2 separate regions of the Homo sapiens genome follow, and region 1 is linked to region 2. A link is a loop called in an ENCODE intact Hi-C map of the cell type or tissue named here. Cell type or tissue: HepG2. All regions are shown on one strand. Each heading gives the region's core, and the rest is flanking DNA. Links, peaks and the distances in the headings are about the cores only. Region 1 overlaps CCDC50 (coiled-coil domain containing 50). Region 2 overlaps OSTN (osteocrin).

Evidence for each region. Peaks named below come from ENCODE experiments on the same cell type or tissue, not always from the same donor. Only the 100,000 strongest peaks of a DNase experiment are listed, where the experiment ranks them.
Region 1: it touches region 2 in a loop (2.8-fold over the local background); 2 of 110 quality-filtered maps call a loop at or near these places.

The regions. Positions count from the first base shown.
Region 1 is chr3:191,348,215-191,357,965 of GRCh38, reverse strand. It overlaps CCDC50 (coiled-coil domain containing 50), which reads right to left. Exons shown (of 12, transcript NM_178335.3): 2 at 816-878. Among named protein-coding and RNA genes, the nearest start is that of UTS2B, 23 kb to the right of the region's middle. In HepG2, for the core only: no CTCF peak of the experiment used is centred there; a DNase peak (open chromatin) is centred at 4,875; H3K4me3 peaks cover 1,274 bases.
Region 2 is chr3:191,240,470-191,250,220 of GRCh38, reverse strand. OSTN (osteocrin) reads right to left here. Exons shown (of 5, transcript NM_198184.2): 4 at 88-184. The coding sequence ends at 100. Among named protein-coding and RNA genes, the nearest start is that of OSTN-AS1, 11 kb to the right of the region's middle. In HepG2, for the core only: a CTCF peak has its summit at 5,764; no DNase peak of the experiment used is centred there.

The DNA of each region.
Region 1 (9,751 bases), core at 925-8,924, 110 kb before region 2:
AATGTCTTGGTTTGTTAGTAATAAATGCCATAATAATCTTAAGAGCTTTACCATAACAACAGCTTTGCATCCATCACTTCATTTTATTGTCTCAACAACAATATATAATAAAGAGCAAGGAATTATTATCCCCACTTTTCCATTAAGTAAAAAGAGGATCAAAAAGATTAAATAATTTGCCTTTGGTCACACGGCAACAAAGTGGCAGTGCCAGGACATCTACACAAATATTCTAAAGCCAGGGCCAATGCTCTTTCTACTACTACATGTTGTCACTCTATTTATTAACCGCATTTTTCAAAATGTCAATTTTATATTGATATGTGAATTCACAAATCATATATTCACAAGTATGTACTTTAATATAACATGCATAGCTTAGATTTACTTTTCATCACCACATGGAAAAAAAGATTCAGAAAAATTCACAATGTGATCTCATTTATACCACAGTTGCCTGGGAAAACTGTTCAAGTCCCTATCCTAGGAGCAAGAATAGATTCCTTCTACGCACCCCAGATAAATCTACAACCATTGTGTCCCTCCTACAACAAGAGGCTAGGAAAAAGGTTCAAACCTCTCTTTTTCCTCCTACAGACGCAGCAGTCTACTAATTCCTGGCAGCCTATCTTACTTAACATGCCCGAAACTTCACTGATCACCCAGGCATCATTTGCCTAAAGAAATCCTTCAGGATGTATGGATGGTGAAGCCAAGTGACTGTGCTCTCTCCCCACCTAAGCCCTAAGAAACCAGCCTCAAGCTACCACTAAAAAAAGAAAACTGAAGGAGCATAAATGAGAGGTATTACTCACTCTCTTGTTCCTGCAGGCTGTGAGCCAGGGTGTGGTCCTCCAGGACAGCAAAATCTCGGCATACTAGAGTAGATGGAGGAAAAACAGACAGGAAGGCTCATTAGTAATACTTTAACATACAAAGGAAAGGATTTTTTTTTTTTACTTTAAAAAAAATCAATTCTAATATTTCAGAATGACACACTTTATAATTCTCAATGCATAAAATAGTGACTAGTTAAGTATGCAGTCTTTAGTCACAAAAATCTATAGTGCCTGCTTAGTGCCAAGCACAGGGTGTCACAAAATACTGGTTAGCCTTGGCCCCTGGCCTGAGGTGAGAACATTTACAGAATCAGATTCCAGAGGTCTAGAAATTCCAATCCACTTCTATAAATGGAGGGTTAAGTGCTGCTGAAATAACAGACGTATCAGTCATGCTTTGCATATTGCTACTGAGAGAGAACTGAGTTACTGCATAATTAGAGGTGTTAAAAGAAATCTAATCTATGCTTCCCTGTGGTTCAGACGATCCTCTCCCAGCAATTTATGTCTACCCTGGCGTCTTTCAAGAAAAAATATATTTTCACTAGTCCCTCAGGTAGGGGCAGAGCTCTACTTTAAAAATTCTTAATTTCTTAAACATTCTTCAGTGGGTCAATCCCCAGGGACATGAGTTAGAACTAGGTCTCTAGGTCCCTCTAAACCTTGGGCTGCCCCAAAATAATCTACAAACCAAAAGAAAATGGGAACCCTGAAGGAAACCAGGAATCTGCCCCAACTCTGCCTCCACCTGAAGAGCCAGGCAAGGGCATTTCCTGACCTGTCTTCTCAGAAGCAAAATGGGAAGAAATGGTCTTGAAGAAATGGTTTGGGGTAAACAATGGTATCCATGTTTACCCCAAGCTGCAATTTAAACTCCTGCTTCGTAAACATACAAACAGACAAAACATGAAGGATTCATCATGTAAAGTGCTGTTTTAAGGACGTGTAGTTTAGGTGATATGTTCTCACTCTATTCCAAGCATGTAATTCATGTTAAAAAAAGGAAATTCCCCAAAGCCTCAGATTACTGCAATTGAGTAGGACTCATGAAACATTCCCCAGGGCTTAGGAAAAGTGATAGATTTCTTTCCGAAGCTTTGGATTTGCCTATGAGGACACTTAACTGAAACAGAATGAAAAACGTTCCTTTGCCGTTCTTTGCACTTATGTATGTTCACATATACACTCAACATTAGTTGTGTCCTTCACGACTGAGGGATAATGCCACAAAAAGGGAGGGAGATCTTGGGGAGGTCAAGATTATTTTGAAATGGTTTTATAATGGAGGAATAATTCTTGCCCAAGAACTATATTCAACTGGATACAACCTGCTTAATCCTCGCTCAAACATAACAGCAAAACCAGTAATTCGAACAGAAAGCCCTGTTCTTTTTCATCAGCTTTTCATATTCTCAACCGATTCTAATATCTTGAAGCCCAGGTCCTAGTTACCTTATGTTTCACAGAATAAAAGTAGTTTCAAGATGAGCTAGATAACACCCTCATTTAATAAGTGAGGAAACTGAAAGCCAGAAGGAAGAAGGGGTTTTCTAAGGCTGTACAGAGTTCACTGGTGACAGGGCTTGGGGGTCAACATCTAAGCCAGCAAGAGCTCAAGAGCTCCTTCCCCTTCCCTGACACAATGATGGCCCTCCTTCCCTCCAGGTAAATCATGGTAAGAATAGACAGAAAGAAAATATTCTACATTAACCATCGCATATTCTCTAAAACACTTCAATTAATTAATATCTAATTTTTAAATGGGTAAGACATACACGGACTTAATTTACAAAAATTAATGAATTAGCTAAAATAAATATAATCAAATCTTGTGTAAAGAATGTTATTTTAATGTATTGACCTATCATTTAAAACACCTTTATTATACTGGAAAAGCTTGTGCTTATATATTAAAAGTCAGTCTTAATTTTAGATTAATTATGATTAGATCAAATTTAAGATTACTCTTAATGATTTTCAAATTATGGGTGGCAATCTATTATTAGGTCAAAAAATCAATTTACTAAGCCTGAGAAAGGCATTTTAAAAGTCAATAGTCTAGAGAATAACAGAGGACAGTTGGCTCTCATAGCCCTGAGTTTTGGATTCATGGATTAAATCAACCACAAATAAAAAATATTCAGGAAAAAAAAATGTGGCTGTACTGAATACATACAGACATTTTTTCTTATCATTGTTTCCTAAATGAACGGTATTAGGTAGTATAAGTAATCTACAGACAATGTGAAGTATACAGTAGAATATGTATGAATTATATGCAAATACTACCCCATTTTATATTAGGGGCTGAAGTATCCATAGATTTTTAGTATCCATGTGAGGTCTTGGAACCACCTCTACACCCCACCCCACAAATACGAAGGGACTAGTATAAATCACACACAGTACAGGAAACTAGTTTGGGGAAACTTTTCCCGTATTATATATAAACATCACAGAAATATATACATACAGAGATGATAGGTACTAGGTCAAAATGTAAAACACACATCATTCTATAGATTACAAAAAGCTTAAAAGCCACTTCAATTTATGTTATTAGGTCAGAACGTTACGCCAAAAATATGTTTTCTATGTTTCTAATACCATGCTAACTAAAATTAAAAATTATGAAATTATTACATTTTTCCATGTGGAGAATCATGTGAAGAACTACAATAATTTTAAAAATATTTCTTAACTTCAGTCAGCAGAACATTAAACATTAAAATATAGTTTGTAGATAGATATACCTATGGTTAAAAAAAATTTTTTTAATAATATGGCACTGACACAAACTTAACTCCAAACAGTAGTTCTCTCTCCAGAGAGACGAAGAGGGGCATGAGTGCCTTAGCTGCATGAGCCATTCTGCTTCAAAAGCAAAAAGAGAAAAGATACACAATAAGGCAAAATATTAACATTTGATGTGGGTGGTAGGTTCATGGGTTTTTCTATTTCCTGTGCTTTTTAAATGTCTTACATATTACATTTTAAGTTCTATAATTAAATTCACTTATTTCATGTTGTCAACAGCACATATTGCTAAACCATGAACATGAAGATATGGTTTGACACATTATAACAGGTGTGAGAAATTTCCGAATTGCTGATTACCTTGATGACTCCTCATAATGATTTCTTACTATCTCAACAGCAAGACTGAAGTATATTCTATTATTGCAATTTGTCCCTGAATCTGCAGAAGCTGAACTAGTACCCAAAAGATATGAGGAGGGCCTGAGCTAGAAGGGGATCTGGAAGATTTTCAATGATTATGAGGAAGTACATGAACACATACACACAGAGAGTTGTATTGTCAAATACACTGACTTTGCCCTTCGGAGGTTACTAGGAGTTTCCAAACATATAATCTCATTTATACTGAAATATTACTTGCCCAATATATAATTTCTTCTGAACCCACTCTAATTTTTTTCAAGATTTGCCTCTGTATTCCCTCCATCAGTATTCTAGCACAACCTGGAAAACAATCACATATTCAGTCAACTTTGTAAATCAGTAACCAGATTGAGAATTACTGAAACTATTTCACAGCCAGGCCACGCTCAGAGCATGAAGAGAACTTTTCTCCTTTTCTAACCTCCTCTGCCTTCGATGTAAACAGCATAAACAGCCTACTGAGGATAAACGGCATACACTCATCTTCCCACCTTTCTCTGTGGGCACATTTAAGGTGAACCACCTTTCACCCTCCCATTTCTCAAACTTTTTGCCTCCCATGTTCACCTTCACTCATTCAGAACTCAGGCTGACCTTCTTGCCGTAAGCCAACTCTATCAACATCTTCTACTAGTCCCAGTCTGCTATTAAAATGAGCTTCCCACCATAGTCAATTACACAACTATTCTTTGTTCCCACCAGATCTCAATGGTCCCGTAGGCTCTCCCCTCTGCCCAGACATTTTCCCAGTGTTAGGGATGGTGGCTAAGTCTCTTTTGAACATTAAAAGCCGTACAACTCTGCCTCATTGCTTAGAAGAGCATTAACAGAAAGAAATGCACTTTGCTCTGAAATTCGAGCACACAGCTGCTTCCCTATCCAGCTGCAAGCTCTTCATAGCAGGGACTTTGTGGGTGTACTTTCTGCACCTTCCACACAATGTGTGCTCGTTAATTGAAAGAAGTTAAAAAAAAAAAAATAAAGCTGGATCATAAAGTCAAACAAGAGTAGGAGAAAGGAAGAAAATAATGTCATAAACAGAATTAAACTCTGCTATTATGACAGCATAACACACTAATATGTCAAACATCATTTAAACAAATTTAGTAATAAACAAACTACATAAAACTAGAACCCTATCCCCATTCTCATTAAAGGAGTTTCAATATGTTAATCTAAATATAGGCATATCTTGGAGATACTGCAGGTTTGGTTCCAGACCACTGCAATAAAGCAAATATTGCAATAAAATGAATCACACGATTTTTTGGTTTCCTAGTACATATAAAAGTTATGTTTACACTATAGTCTATTAATATAGTCTATTGATAGTCTATTAAATGTACGATGGAATTCAGTCTAAACAGGTTATGTACATATCTAAATTTAAAAACACATTATTACTAAGAAATGCTTGCTACACACCTTCAATTTGTAAAACACATAGTTTGTCCAAAGCGCAGTAAAGCAAAGTGCAATAAAATGAGGGATGCCTGTATATACAGTGAATTAATTTACAATAGGCCAAGCAGGTCTTAGAAATGGAAAGGAGGACTGGCTGACATACATAAATACATACATATATATACCCCCCATCCATTTCCTTAAAGAATGATTTTCATTGAGTTGTTGATCTCCCCCTAAATACATGAATGGCATAGTATGCACCTAATCAACACCATTTACTCAATAAACATGTGTTGAACTCTATTTCAGGATGAATGAGTCATCTCCAAGCCATCACTGAGATGAAATATCAGAGAGGAAAACAGGTATAATGTAAGTTAATAAACACTGTACTAAAGACAATTAGTTGTACTAAAGAAAATTCTTTGAAGTCATAAACACTGGAACAGTTATGCTTGTTATGAACTGGGGGTGGATGTAAGAAGTGGGGGTGATTTAAACAGAATGTATCAAGAAACCGTGTATCAAGAAACCTTAAAGTAATTAACACGAAATGTATCTCAAGGTAAGTTAAAATTCCTATGCACAGAAGCGGTAAACATTCTTGGCAAAGGGGTCAATTATGGAAAAAGACAAAAAGATGAAAACCCACAGGCCATCCTGGAGTTGTGTGTGTCCGGAGCACAGAAGCCCCAAAGAGAATTACAGCAAGAGATGGGATAGGAAAGACCCTGTGCACCCTCATAAGGAATTGGTTCTTTTTTTACATAGGCTTCCTGGTATACAACTTACCTGAAATGTACCAAAGAAAATCTGGTGATTTACCACCCCACTCCACCTCACGCCAACCAAACTCTATCTCTTATATTTTTTCTCTTCTTGCATTTGCTTCCGAAGTCTCTCATTTTTGTTTTCGCCTTATTGTTTCTCCTCACACACCTTTTTTCAGGTACATCTACTTGCCAACTTTACCCCTCCAGCTCCAGACACAGCCCACTCCCCAATTCCCTACCAATAACTGTAGGAGCATTCTATGAACTTTGAAGCAGAACTACTTGTTCTCCTTCTACAGGTAACACCCTTGTCTGCCCTCCCCTTGGCAATCAGTAGAAAAATAGAGACAAAATTTGTATATTTTAATAATTCAACACTTTAAAAGGAAACTGATCAACATTGATTTGAATGTCTCTTAAAATTCCAGCCCAAATGACATCAAATTTGGAGGCCTAAAACAGCCTTTAAAAAATTCTTTTCTTAGTCATTAACAGTACTAGATTAAGATCTCCTCAGCTTTCACCAACAAAGAAATAAGTAAACTCTGAGCATTTTTCATAAAACGTATTTCAGATTGTTATTTTAAAAAGCTCATTTACAGCAAGTTTCTCTCCTTCTCACTCAGAAACAAAATATTCTTTTTAAAGACTGTTTCAAAGAGGTGATTCAGATTTACAAGTGATGGGGTAAGAGTCTTTAGAATCCCCTTATCTTTTTCTCAGGGACAAAGAGAAGTGCCCCCTCCCAACCCCTGCCACATCCCCCACATACACACATACCCCTAAAGGGCAGCAGGAATTTTGTTTACTCTTCCACTAAAGGAACACAGTCTCAAATTTTGGCCAAGAATCAGGAACTTAACTTGTATTTATACTGGCAATGCCGGTGAGAAAAAAACTTAGTGGGGGACATTTTGCTAAACTAACTCTGCTCAAAAGTTTAAAAGCTCTGCACAAGATTAACCAAATCTAAACAGTGAACAGCACTCCTGCTATCAAGAACTCCTTCTTTCACCTCAGTCAAGTATGCAGAATGAGTACCTATCTATCACCCCATTTCAACCAAAGCCAGAATTTTCTGATTCCATGAACGGCTACACGTTCCTTTCACACATTATCCAAATAATGTGCACATTCCCAGTGCTTTCCCAACTAATTCTACATAAACTAAAAAGGAAGTGAAAAAAAAGCCATTTCCTTTCCGTTGTTCTTTTACCTACATCCTAAGACTTTCGGAAATTACAATTGCCATGATTCATCTTTAAAAGCTTCCATCCACATAAAAATGCCTGGATTAATACCACATTAACTAGAGGCTATTTCTTTCACCTGTGTCTGTTTTCCCTTTTATAGAATGGTAGAATTTTGTGAATTATTCTTTTTATGTAAATGCTATGAGTAGCAGAGGGACTATATACTCTGCTTTGAAAGCAGGGATTATGCTTGCTTTCCTTTGTTCTGTATACATGAAAACATCTACTATGAACAAGAAAGATATTCAAGAGATACATTTTGTCTTGTGAAAGTTTGGTAATAACAGACAGCCACAACTGAAATTTATACAGCACTTCATAAATTACAATGCACTTTCACATTTATTCCTCCTAACCATCTGAGGATAAAGGCTTTATCAACATCCCCATTTTACTTATGAGGAAACTAAGGCTCAAGAGAAATAAAACGGCTTGAATAAGACTACCCAACAAATAAAACAAATGAACTGGAAATCAAATCCACCTCTTCTTGCCCCAGATATTTCTGCTTAGAGTATCAGGAAAAAAAAAGGGAGGGGGGGGGTATTATTAAATACTAGTTAAAATAAGATAAATGGGCATTAAGTTCTTTAAAATCAAGGATAAAAGTAATTTTTAGTAAAGATGGTACATGTATTCAGAAAGTGGTTTCCATGTCCCCCAAAATGCAAATAAAAATGAGACCTAGTTTACTTTGCCTCACTGTCTCCCAAGAATAGACTTCTAGCAATCACAGTCGGCCTATATTTACACCTGAAAAAACAGGAATAAAAAGTTTCTTAATTGTATAAATTTAAGGGTTTCAAGTGCAGCTTAGTTATATGGATATACTGTCTAGTAGTGAAGTCTGGGCTTTTACCGTAATCACCACCTGAATAATGTACACTGTACTTCATTAAGTACCTTCTCATCTCTCACCCTCTTCCCACCACCCCATCCTTCCGATTCTTTCACAGTGTTTCCTAAGTGACCTACAGGAAACCCTAGGTAGTGACTACAGTGAAAAATTCTAAGGGAAATCTCTCTTTGGGACCTACCACTTGCCCTCATCTCTCTAACCCTCTTTTCAACATCCACAAGTTTCCCTCCATTTGGGAAGAGAAGATATTGTTCAATTTTAGACTCATGTGTCTAAGATATATTAATGACACTTTGAAATAATAAACGTATTTTGTAAAACTTTTACGCTACCCTACAAAAGAAATGTCTCCCTAATCTGTTAGAGTTTCTTCTCTTTATTAAAAGTTCTAATAAAATTACCACAGTAAAAGAGAAATGGGATTCAGAGAAACTGAATAGATCTTATCCTAATGAAAAATCCTCTACATTCTCAACCCCAGCAATCTTTATATAGAGATCAACAAAATGACATCAATATCACTACCGCCAATATCATTAGCAAAACCAACCCCCTCCTCCACCCCCATCAGCAGGGCAAGTAGGGAGCTTAGAGATGCTTGGCTATAGACAGCAGACACGCTCTTATGCTCACTCAAATACCCCAATTATGAGCCCCATAAAAGCAAACTTAGTTCTGAGTTGCTGATCACTGATAGCTAAAATTTCTCACTTTCAGGCTCAAGGCTGAAAACAAAAGAACACTTAAGTAATACGTGAGCAATTCATTTACTACAGAACAAAGGGTAACACAAACTTTTGATCCTTCTCCATTTTTTAGTGTTCTAAAATTTTCATGCCATTGAAATTAACAAAATCTAAACACAGTATGACAGTGGGAGGGTAGTGGCATCTAATTTTGGCTGAAGCTAAGCAAATAATCTACATAGGTGTTCCATCTTCATTTATTTTGTTACTAGTCAAAGCAATCAATGGCAGGGCTACTTTTCTAATTAAGTCTCCAAATTCCCTGTTCTTTCCAATATGCCATGATATTCCACCTGTCTGGGAGATAGATGATCCTTCTAAACAGAGATCCATAATACAATTAAATCAGATGCACTGTCTTGTAGTTATTATCCTTAGTATAATAATCCCACTACTAGACTGTCCACAAAGTCGACACAGAATTTTTGCAATTTCTTTGTGAAAGACAAACATTTTCACTCTACACCTTATACAGATGACTAAGGAACCAAGCAATATTTACCAATATTTCATCTGTTTAGAGATTCTTATGGTTATTGGTTTTGGTCTCTGTTTTTGGTTGCTTGGTTGTTGTGAGAATGAAACACAGAGAATGGGAGAGGCTTGCAAATGGGAAAGAAGCTTAGTCACCATTATTACACAGATGATGGTGGGGGAATCTCTGTGTTCCATCTGCCCAAAGCACCCAACC
Region 2 (9,751 bases), core at 859-8,858:
TTTATAAGCAAGAATGGATTGATTAGTCCATTGTGAAATATTAATCAAATACCTGCATATACTGTTACTTATTCAAATTGTACTCACAATTGGAATCAATTAGCCTCTGGAATTTGAAAGCCGGTTTCTACCAATCCGATCCATGGGGATACCAAATCGCCTTTTTGGATGATCTACTACTTTCCTGAAACAAACCAAGGAGGACATTTTTAAACTAAAGGGCAAGTTATTGATCATTATTTTTGTTCTTTATTTTATGTAGCTCTGGGGGCTTTCTTTGGGAGTTGGAATAAACATGATAGTTCCCACTCACCAGTACTCACTATGTGCCAGACACTATCTCATATTTTCAACATCTGTGGGAGTAGATATTATTAGCTCCATTTTACATATGAGGAAACTGAGGCTTAGAGAAGTTAACTTATTCAAATTCAAATAGACCAAACCAAAAGCCAGGTCTTATCAGCATACGAATCTGCCAACTAAGTGCTTTAGTTTGAGAAAATCCCGTCCCCCTTCAAATTTTATTTTTCTGTTATTTTGTGAATATTAAACTGGATAAGTAGTTTTTCACAAACTTTGCTTCAGAATGGCTCATCTAAAGAAGGATGATGGTGGGAGAGGAAAGAGTATGATGCTAAGACTGAATGTAGAGGTAAATATACCTCTCATGTCTTCCCTTAGACTCCACCCAGAGAAGCTTTGTATGTGATGGTCGACATTTGCTTATATTCTCTTTGTTAAATACTGTTTGAAATAAATTAAACATCTTCATTATTAAAATGAAGTATAAAAAGTCCACACAGTACTACCAAAGGTCTAATATAACTTCCAGCTTATATTTTCTATCAATTACCCCTTTAAAAATAAGATGCATTTTAGAAACTTTTCAATTTGATTTGCTAATATTATCATCACTTAGTTCTATCAAGCCAAAATCCTAACAAGAGAGGATCCAGAGCTTTGATCGTATAACTTTCACTGGCCTTGGAGTTAAGAGAAGTGTGAATCTTTATGAAGAAAGAGACAGCAGGGAGAGTCTAAGAAGCCTATGTAAATCAGTGATTTATCTCACAGAAAAGGTAACTGGCTTATAAAATTGTGAGGCTTATTGTTGACAAAATATACATGCAGAAAAGAGGTCAGAAAGGAGGGCATATTATAAAAATATTAGACATATACAGATTTTAAGTGTAATAAATTCCCAGACCAAGAAACAGAACATTGCCAGCAGACAAACACTTTTGCAATGAGAGATAAACTTAAAAGGTTATTCTCCCACCAAATGTAAGGATTTCTGCTGGAGTACGATGGTGTGATCATGGCTTACTGCAGCCTCAACCTCCAGGGCTCAAGTGATCTTCCCACTTCAGCCTCCCAAGTAGCTGGGACTATAAGTGTGTACCACCATGTCTGATTAATTTTTTTGAATTCTTTGCAGAAATGGGAGTCTCGCCATCTTGCCCAGGCTCATTTCAAACTCCTGAGCACAAGCGATCCTTCATCTTGGCGTCCTGAACTGCTGGGATTAAAGGTATGAGCCACCATGCCTGGCCTGCTTCAATTTTTTGACCAATAATGATATACTTCATTGCTTGAAAAGCTCAGTGATGTAGGACTTAGTATCTAACAAGACAACTTAATTTTCAGCAGTTTAAACAGTCAAGAAAATATTTGCTTCAGAACATTTTCAATAGCTTCTTTAGTTCTTTTCTAATTACTAGTATTATATTATTAAACTATACTTATTTACCAATAATTACTTTATACTAATTTAAACGCTAAACATGAATGAAAACCTCAATGCCCTCGAGGCTTTTCTTATTATGATCTAATTGTTTTTTCTATTATAATTTACTGTGTACCTGATATGTAGAAAGGTTCTTTTTGTGGCTGTTTTGGGTGGAAGAAATGAGTCATAAATAGCCTTTTCCCTCAAAAACCTATAACTGACTATTCTCAGATTGATGATGATTTAACGTAAATAGTAGAGGAAAATAATTATGTCATTTTTTTTCCTTGACTACACAGTCATATCGGTGCTCCTGATATTACTATGAAGTAAATAACTTATTAAAGGTCTCGGAGGCCCGGCGCAGTGGCTCATGCCTGTAATCCCAGCGCTTTGGGAGGCTGAGGTGGGCAGGTCACTTGAGGTCTGGAGTTTGAGATCAGCCTGGCCAACATGGTGAAACCCCATCTCTACTAAAAATACAAAAATTAGCAGGGCATGGTGGCGTGTTCCTGTAATCCCAGCTACTCGGGAGTCTGAGGCATGAGAATCGCTTGAACCTGGGAGGCTGAGTTTGCAGTGAGCCGAGATCGCACCACTGCCCTCAAACCTGGGCGACAACGCGAGACTCTGATCAGGGGGAAGAAAAAGTCTGGGAAAGTATGGAGAATATGAGAGATTTTTATTGTTGTACCTTGTACATTGAAAAAATCTATAAACATTGATAAGTTCTAATTAAAATAATGTATTTAAGGACAACTAATATTTACTTAATACCTTCTATGTGCCAGATGCTGTGCTTGGTGCTGTTGTATAAAAGGCTAATAAAAATAGACATGGAACCTGATACGGTGTTTATACTCAAACAATATTACAGAAATAGGGCCATATTACATATTTCAACTTATTCAACCTTCTTTTCTGCTGATTTACGTCCATCTTCCTTTCTAGGTTGGCTCTTATTATCTGTATCGACTATATGTGTGATCTTTTTTTTCTCCTAGATAAAAATTTGATCAATTCGGTGAGAAAAAAACTAGGAAAAAAGTATTTAATCCTTATCCTTACTCTAGCTACACCCTTGCCTCCCTTCTTCAGATTCCTGAAAAACATATCCTCTTAAGTGGTGTTCTATTGTTTGCACTTCTACATTTCTTGATGAAAAATTAACTACATATTTTTCAACTTGATAACCAAATAGGAAACATGTTATTTGTAAAATTAATATAAATTTTATGGTTTAGAGTCATAAGAAACCATGCCTATCAGTCATGCTCTATGTCTTTGGTGTAATTATAAATAATGACTATTGAAAGAAAAGAAAAACTGTCTCCTTTACATTTTAAATTATCTTTGTCCACATAAAGTAAATATATAGATTCTTAATTACGCAGTTATTTTCCTCGTGGTAGTCAGAATAATGACTTCTCAGAGATGTCCACTTCATAATCTCCAGCAATTATAAATATGTCACTTTATATAGCAAATGCATTTTGCAGACAGGATTAAGGTTAAGGACCTAGAGATGAAAAGATTATCCTGGGTTATCTGGTTGGGCCAATCTAGTCACCAGTCTATAAAAGTTGCTAATCACTGACTAAGAGTGAGTCAGAGAACAGCAATCTAAGGATTTAACCGCCATGGCTGGCTTTGAATGGAGCCATGAATCAAGGCTTAGATAATGAATCAAGGAATGCTGTGGCCTCTAGTTCTTCTCCTCCTTCTCCTCCTTCTCCTCCTTCTCCTCTTCCTCCTCCTTCTTCTTCTTCTTCCTCTTCTTCTTCCTTTTCATCCTCCTCTTCCTCTTCTTCCTCTTCCCCTTCCCCTTTACCTTTCCCTTCCTCTTCTTCTTTTCTTTCTTTCTTTCTTTCTTTTTTTTTTTTTGATACAGGGTCTAGCTCTGTCACCCAGGCTGGAGTGCAGTGGCACCATCTCAGCTTCTGCAACCTTCGCCTCCTGGGCTCAAGCAATTCTCCTGCCTCAGCCTCTTGAGTAGCTGGGATTACAGGTGCGTGCCACCATGCCTGGGTAATTTTTGTATTTTTAGCAGAGACAGGGTTTCATCATGTTGGCCAGGCTGGTCTCAAACTCCTGACCTCAGGCAATCCACCCACCTTGGCCTCCCAAAGTTCTGGGATTACTGGCGTGAGCCACCACACCCGGCCTACTAGTTCTTGAAAGCAAATGGGGATCTTGGTCCTGCCACTGTAAGGAACTGAGTTCTGCCAACAACGTGAATGAGAGGAAGTGAAAAACCAACCCTCTCAGATGTTTGAAGGACTCACAAGAAAGGGAAGGAAATAGCGGCTGGGGAAAGCAGTCACATGATACCTGCACTGATTCCCCAAACTCCCTTTAGAAATAGATGATGTCATGAAAAAATAATACGTTTACTCTTTTTTTTTTTTTTTTTTTTTTTTTGAGACAGAGTTTTGCTCTTATTGCCCAGGCTGGAGTGCAATGGCACAATCTCAGTTCACGGCAACCTTTGCCTCCCGGGTTCAAGCAATTCTCCTGCCTCAGCCTCCGGAGTAGCTGGGATTACAGGCGCCCACCACCACGCCCAGCTAATTTTTTGTATGTTTAGTAGAGACAGGGTTTCACTATGTTGGCCAGGCTGGTCTCGAACTCCTGACCTCAGGCGATCCACCCGCCTCGGCCTCCCAAAGTCCTGGGATTACAGGTGTAAGCCACTGTGCCCGGCCTCTTTTACTCTTTTCGAGATACGTATGATTAAAACAGAACATTCTTTGGTCTCTCCTACCAAAATTTATTTTCTCAAAAATGAAGGTAAATAAGTGAAAATGTGTTTTTCTTTTTTGCTTTACTACAGTTGATCTTTCCCTGCTCAATCAAATAAGAGGCAGCTGCGGTATAGTGGAAAGCAAAATAAATTCTGTTTTACTTCCTTTCTTTCCTTTTTCCCCATTCTCTCCTCACCTCCTTTCCCCCAGATTTGATCCAAAATGTATTAGAAACCAGGAGATGGAGGATTTGTGTTCTACTTGATTTACTTACTGATAGTATGACCCTCTGCAAGTCTTTTATTCTAAGCTACTCTTTCCTTTTTGATAAAATTCAGATAATAATTGCTATGCCTATCTTCTGGAGCTGTTTATTCACTTAACAAACTTATTTGTTAAGTGATATTTGATTGTTTCATGCATTACCATGTATTACACAGACTTAACCATGTGTTATGTGTTGTTATGTGCATTGGGGATACTACAGTGAATAAGACAAAGGTTACCTCTCAGGGTTCACATTTTACATTGAAAAGTGGTAATCAGGTAACACATGTAAAAACATTTCATACATTTCAACTGATACTAATTTTTCCTACCAGTCTAGTCCAGTGGTTTTCAATTTGTAGTTATTTCTATAGATAAAAGCTTTATAAAAGAGAGCAATATCTGAAAAGTTAAGTAAAGAATTGTCCCAGTAAAAAAGTATCCCTCCTACACAATATATAGTGGCCCCTGACAGACCTTCCAGAAACACCATAGGTTCCTCAGAGCAGAGTTTAAGTGAAAACTACTGGTCAAGTGGATAAAATAGTAACTCATGGTTTTACCCTAGCAACAAATTCATAATTACTTTGATTCATCTTATCAAATTGTGGATTGGTTGCAAATGCTTATAGATATCTGGACATCAAATAAAAATAAATAAAACAAATATATATATAAAAATCAATTCATTTTAAAATTTTTAGTACTAATACAAAATAAAAATAATTTTCATAAAGCACATAATCAGAAACCATAATAGCCTGGTTAAATACTTTCTATACAATCTATATCCATCAGAAGTGAAACAGAAAGCTAGTAGTTAACATTTTTGTTGATATGAAATATATATATTATATATGAAATATAAATATATTTATATTATATTTATAATATATATATAATGGTGCTACATTCTAAAACACATTACTGGCATGAATGTAGTGTATGAAAAATTAATGTTAGATAGAGAATATAATCTTGAAACCAAAAGAGAAAGCTGTACTTTTTGACTATCTAGTCCCTCTTGTGACAAAATAATGGTATGACATGGCTTATATGATATATGCATTTAAAACAACCCACGTTTTCCATTCTGAAATATTCTGTAAGTAAAGTAGATTAAGGATATAGAATATTTATCAATTTAATACAATCACAATGATTAGATTGTTTATTTTAAATGAAACTAATTTTCACACGAAAATCTAAACTTCCTATGTGAAACAGGATTTTCTTTAACATTTATAATCTTGGATAACTCCATTTCTAAAGGTATTTTACATTCCAAAAAACAGCAGGTGGAAAAATGTTTTTAAACTTTTTATTGAGAATCACTTCACACATACAGAACCTATACATTTGTCTATGCTCAATTTAAAGAGAGTAAAAATGAACAGCCCTATTCCCAGCCCCCAGCATAAGAAATAGAGCATTACCACTACTTTAGAAATTCTGGTATTCCTTCTCCCAAACTGCAGCTGTCTCATGGCTCAGTCCCAGAGTAATCCATAGACTAAATTTTGGTCTAATAATTCCCTTGATTTCCTTCATAATCTTAGAATCTATATGTATTCTTCAAAAATCTGTTGTTTTCTTGATAGTTCCAGAATTGTACTTAAAAGGAATTGAGTACGATGAACAATGTACAGCATTGTGACTATAGTTAATAATGTTGATATTAACATGTAAATAATGTAAATATTAATTATTGTGTTATTAATGATGTTAATAATAATGTATACTTGAAATTTGCTAAGAGCAGATCTTAAGTGTTCTCACCAAAACAAAAAACAAAAAACGGTAGCTGTCAGGTGATAGATATGTGAGTGTGGTATCATTTCACAATGTGTACATATATCAGAACATACTGTACACCCTAAATTTATACAATTTATATTGTCAATCATAGCTCCATCAAGCTGGGACAAAAATTATATATGAATTTTTCTCCACTTCTTTCAGCAAATATTATGTGTTTTGAGATTTCTCCAAGATGACATGTGGAGCTGTAGTTCCTTTATTTTACTGCTGTATAATATTTCATTGTGTGAATACACAACCATTTGTTTATCCATCCTACTGTAGATGGAAATTTGAGGTATTTCCTCTACTTGTTGTTGTTATGTACTGTTCAGCTGTACCTGCCTTTGGTGTTCAAGTAAGGATTCCTCTACAATATATTCCCAGTAGTATAATTGACAGCTATGCTTATACTTAATTTTATTACATAGTGTCATATTATTTTCCAAAGTTATTGTACAAATTTACGAACTCAAGAGCAGTGTATGATAGTTCCTATTATTTCAAATTTATGCTAATCCTTGTATTGTGGGATTTTTAATTTTGCCAGCCTAATGCTTTGGTAATCATATCCCACTGTGGTTTTAATTTACTTTCCCTGAATACTAATGATGTTGCTCAGCTTTTCATTTGTTTATTGGCCACTTGGATTTCTTCTTTTGAAAGTGCCTGTTTGAATCTGCTGCCTGTTTTTCTAATGTTTTTTTTTTCTTTTAAACATTTATCTGTAGGAGGGCTTTGAATACTCTGAATATTAGACTTTGAGAGTTATAAATTTCAAATATCTACTCCCATCTGTGATTCATCTTCTTTATTGTGATTTTTTAAAAAATCTTTGATGTGGTTTTAAAACATCAATATTTTTGCATCTCATGTAATAAATCACCTCTACCCTAATATTATGAAGATATTCTCCTATGTCATAAAATATTTTTGTAGTTTTGCCTTTTACATTTCAGTTTTTAATACGTTGAAATTAATTTTTGCAAGGCACAGTGGCTCATATCTGTACGACCAGCTACTTGGAAGATTGAGGAGGGAGTATCCCTTGAGTCCAGGAGTTCCGATCAGATTGAGCAATATAAAGAGACCCCGTCACAAAACAAAATAAACAAGAAAAAATTTAATTTGTATTTATGGGGTGAGTAAAAAATCATGTTTCTTTTTAAAAAAATCTATATTCATGCCTAATGATTCAGAAATTTTAGATTCAGCTCGTCAAGTTCTATAGAAATCCTATTGCTGCTTTGACTAGAATTGTATTGAATCCAGGTATAATTCATTTAGGGAAGAATTGAAATCTTTATGATATTGAGTCTTACTATCCAAGATCATTTATTTAGAGTGTTTTTAATGTCTTCAAATAAATTGTTAAAATGTTCTCCAAAAGACCTTTTTGTGGTTGTAAGTGGCATCATTTAAGAATATATGTTGTAGGCATTTTTTAATGGTGTCCCTTACTTGGTTAAAAAAAGTTTCCTTCTATTATTAATTTACTAGTGATTTCAATCATAGGTGGGGGTTTAGCTTTATTGAATGCTTTTTCTGAATCTATAGAGATGATGTGATTTATATCTTCAATTTGTTAACTCCATTAATTGATTTTCAAAGTAAATTAAGCTTATATTGTATTTTTGTGATAAACAACATGATAATGGTATTTTTTTTTAAATACATTGCTATTTGTTTTGCTATTTTTTTTGGTAGGAATTTTCTATCTGTAGTCATTAATGAGGCTGTCCTACAATTTTCTTTTCTTGTTCTCTCCATATGTGGTTTTGGTGTTTAGATAATGTTATTCTCATTAAATGAGTTGAGAATTGCACCTTCTTTTTGGTTATCCTTCTGTTATTTATTTAATCACATTGTAGTTTGAGAACATGTTTTGTATGATAACCATGCCTTTAAAACTTGTAAGGCTTATGTTACAGAATAGCACTTCGTTGAAAATTTCCATGTCTAGATGTTGTTTGATTGTTCTTAATAGGTGTTTCGGGTGTCATTAAAACTTTTTTTCCTTCCATTTGTTGGATACAATAACTTTTAATGATCCTGTTTATAGTTTCGAGTTCCAAGAAAAGAAACTTGGAATCAGAGTGTGGAAAATGTTCCTTAAAATCAATAGTCTGATTTCACTACTACAACTTAAAGGGGCACTAAAATGCTAGTCCTCCTTTAAGAAAGGCACAGAGCTGGCCAGGCGCGTTGGCTCACGCCTGTAATCCCAGCGCTTTGGGAGGCCGAGGCGGGTGGATCACGAGGTCAGGAGATCGAGACCATCCTGGCTAACATAGTGAAACCCCGTCTCTACTAAAAATACAAAAAAAATTAGCCGGGCGTGCTGGCGAGCGCCTGTATTCCCATCTACTCGGTAGGTAGGCTGAGCCAGGAGAATGGCGTGAACCCGGGAGGCGGAACTTGCAGTAAGCCGAGATCGCGCCACTGCACTCCAGCCTGGGCGACAGAGCAAGGCTCCGTCTCAAAAAAAAAAAAAAAAAAAAAAAAAAAAAGTCAAGGCACAGAGCTCCACCAACTTTGAGTTCTATCCAAAATGAGAGAAAACAGAAATAGCTAAAAAAGAATGTTCTTTCAAATAGTTCAGTAATTTAGATTAGTAAAACAGGGAAGTTAATTATTATAGTATAAACCTTACATGAGTGTACTAGCCAGGCTCCAAGGTGGAACCCAATAATTCTACCATTATGTAGTCTCCTTCCACATTGAATAGGGCTGACTTCTCTAATCAATAGACTATTGTGGAAATGACACTGTTGGAAGTAATGAAAGCTATTGCAGCTTCTGCCTCACTTTGTTGGATCACTTATTCCGGCGGCAGCTGGCTGCCATTTCCTAAGTGCATGCTAACAACCCTTTAGAGAGGTTTACATGGCAAAGAGCTAAGGCCTCTCGCCAACAGCCAGTGAGGAACAGAGACTTCCTGCCTTCAGCCAAGTGAGTGGGCCATTTTGGAAGTGAATACTCCAGCCTCAGTATAACTTTCAGATAACTGAAGCCCTGGCCAACATTTTCACTGTAACCTTGAGAGAGACCCTGAGCTGGAAAAAAATGAGTCAAGCTTTTCCTGGATTTCCGATGCACAAAAAGTGTGTGAGAACAAAAATGTTTATTGTCGTCAATTTTAGGTAATTGTTGCATAGCAATAGATATCTAATACCATGAGATTCACAGTGCTCTGAGATTCCGTGAG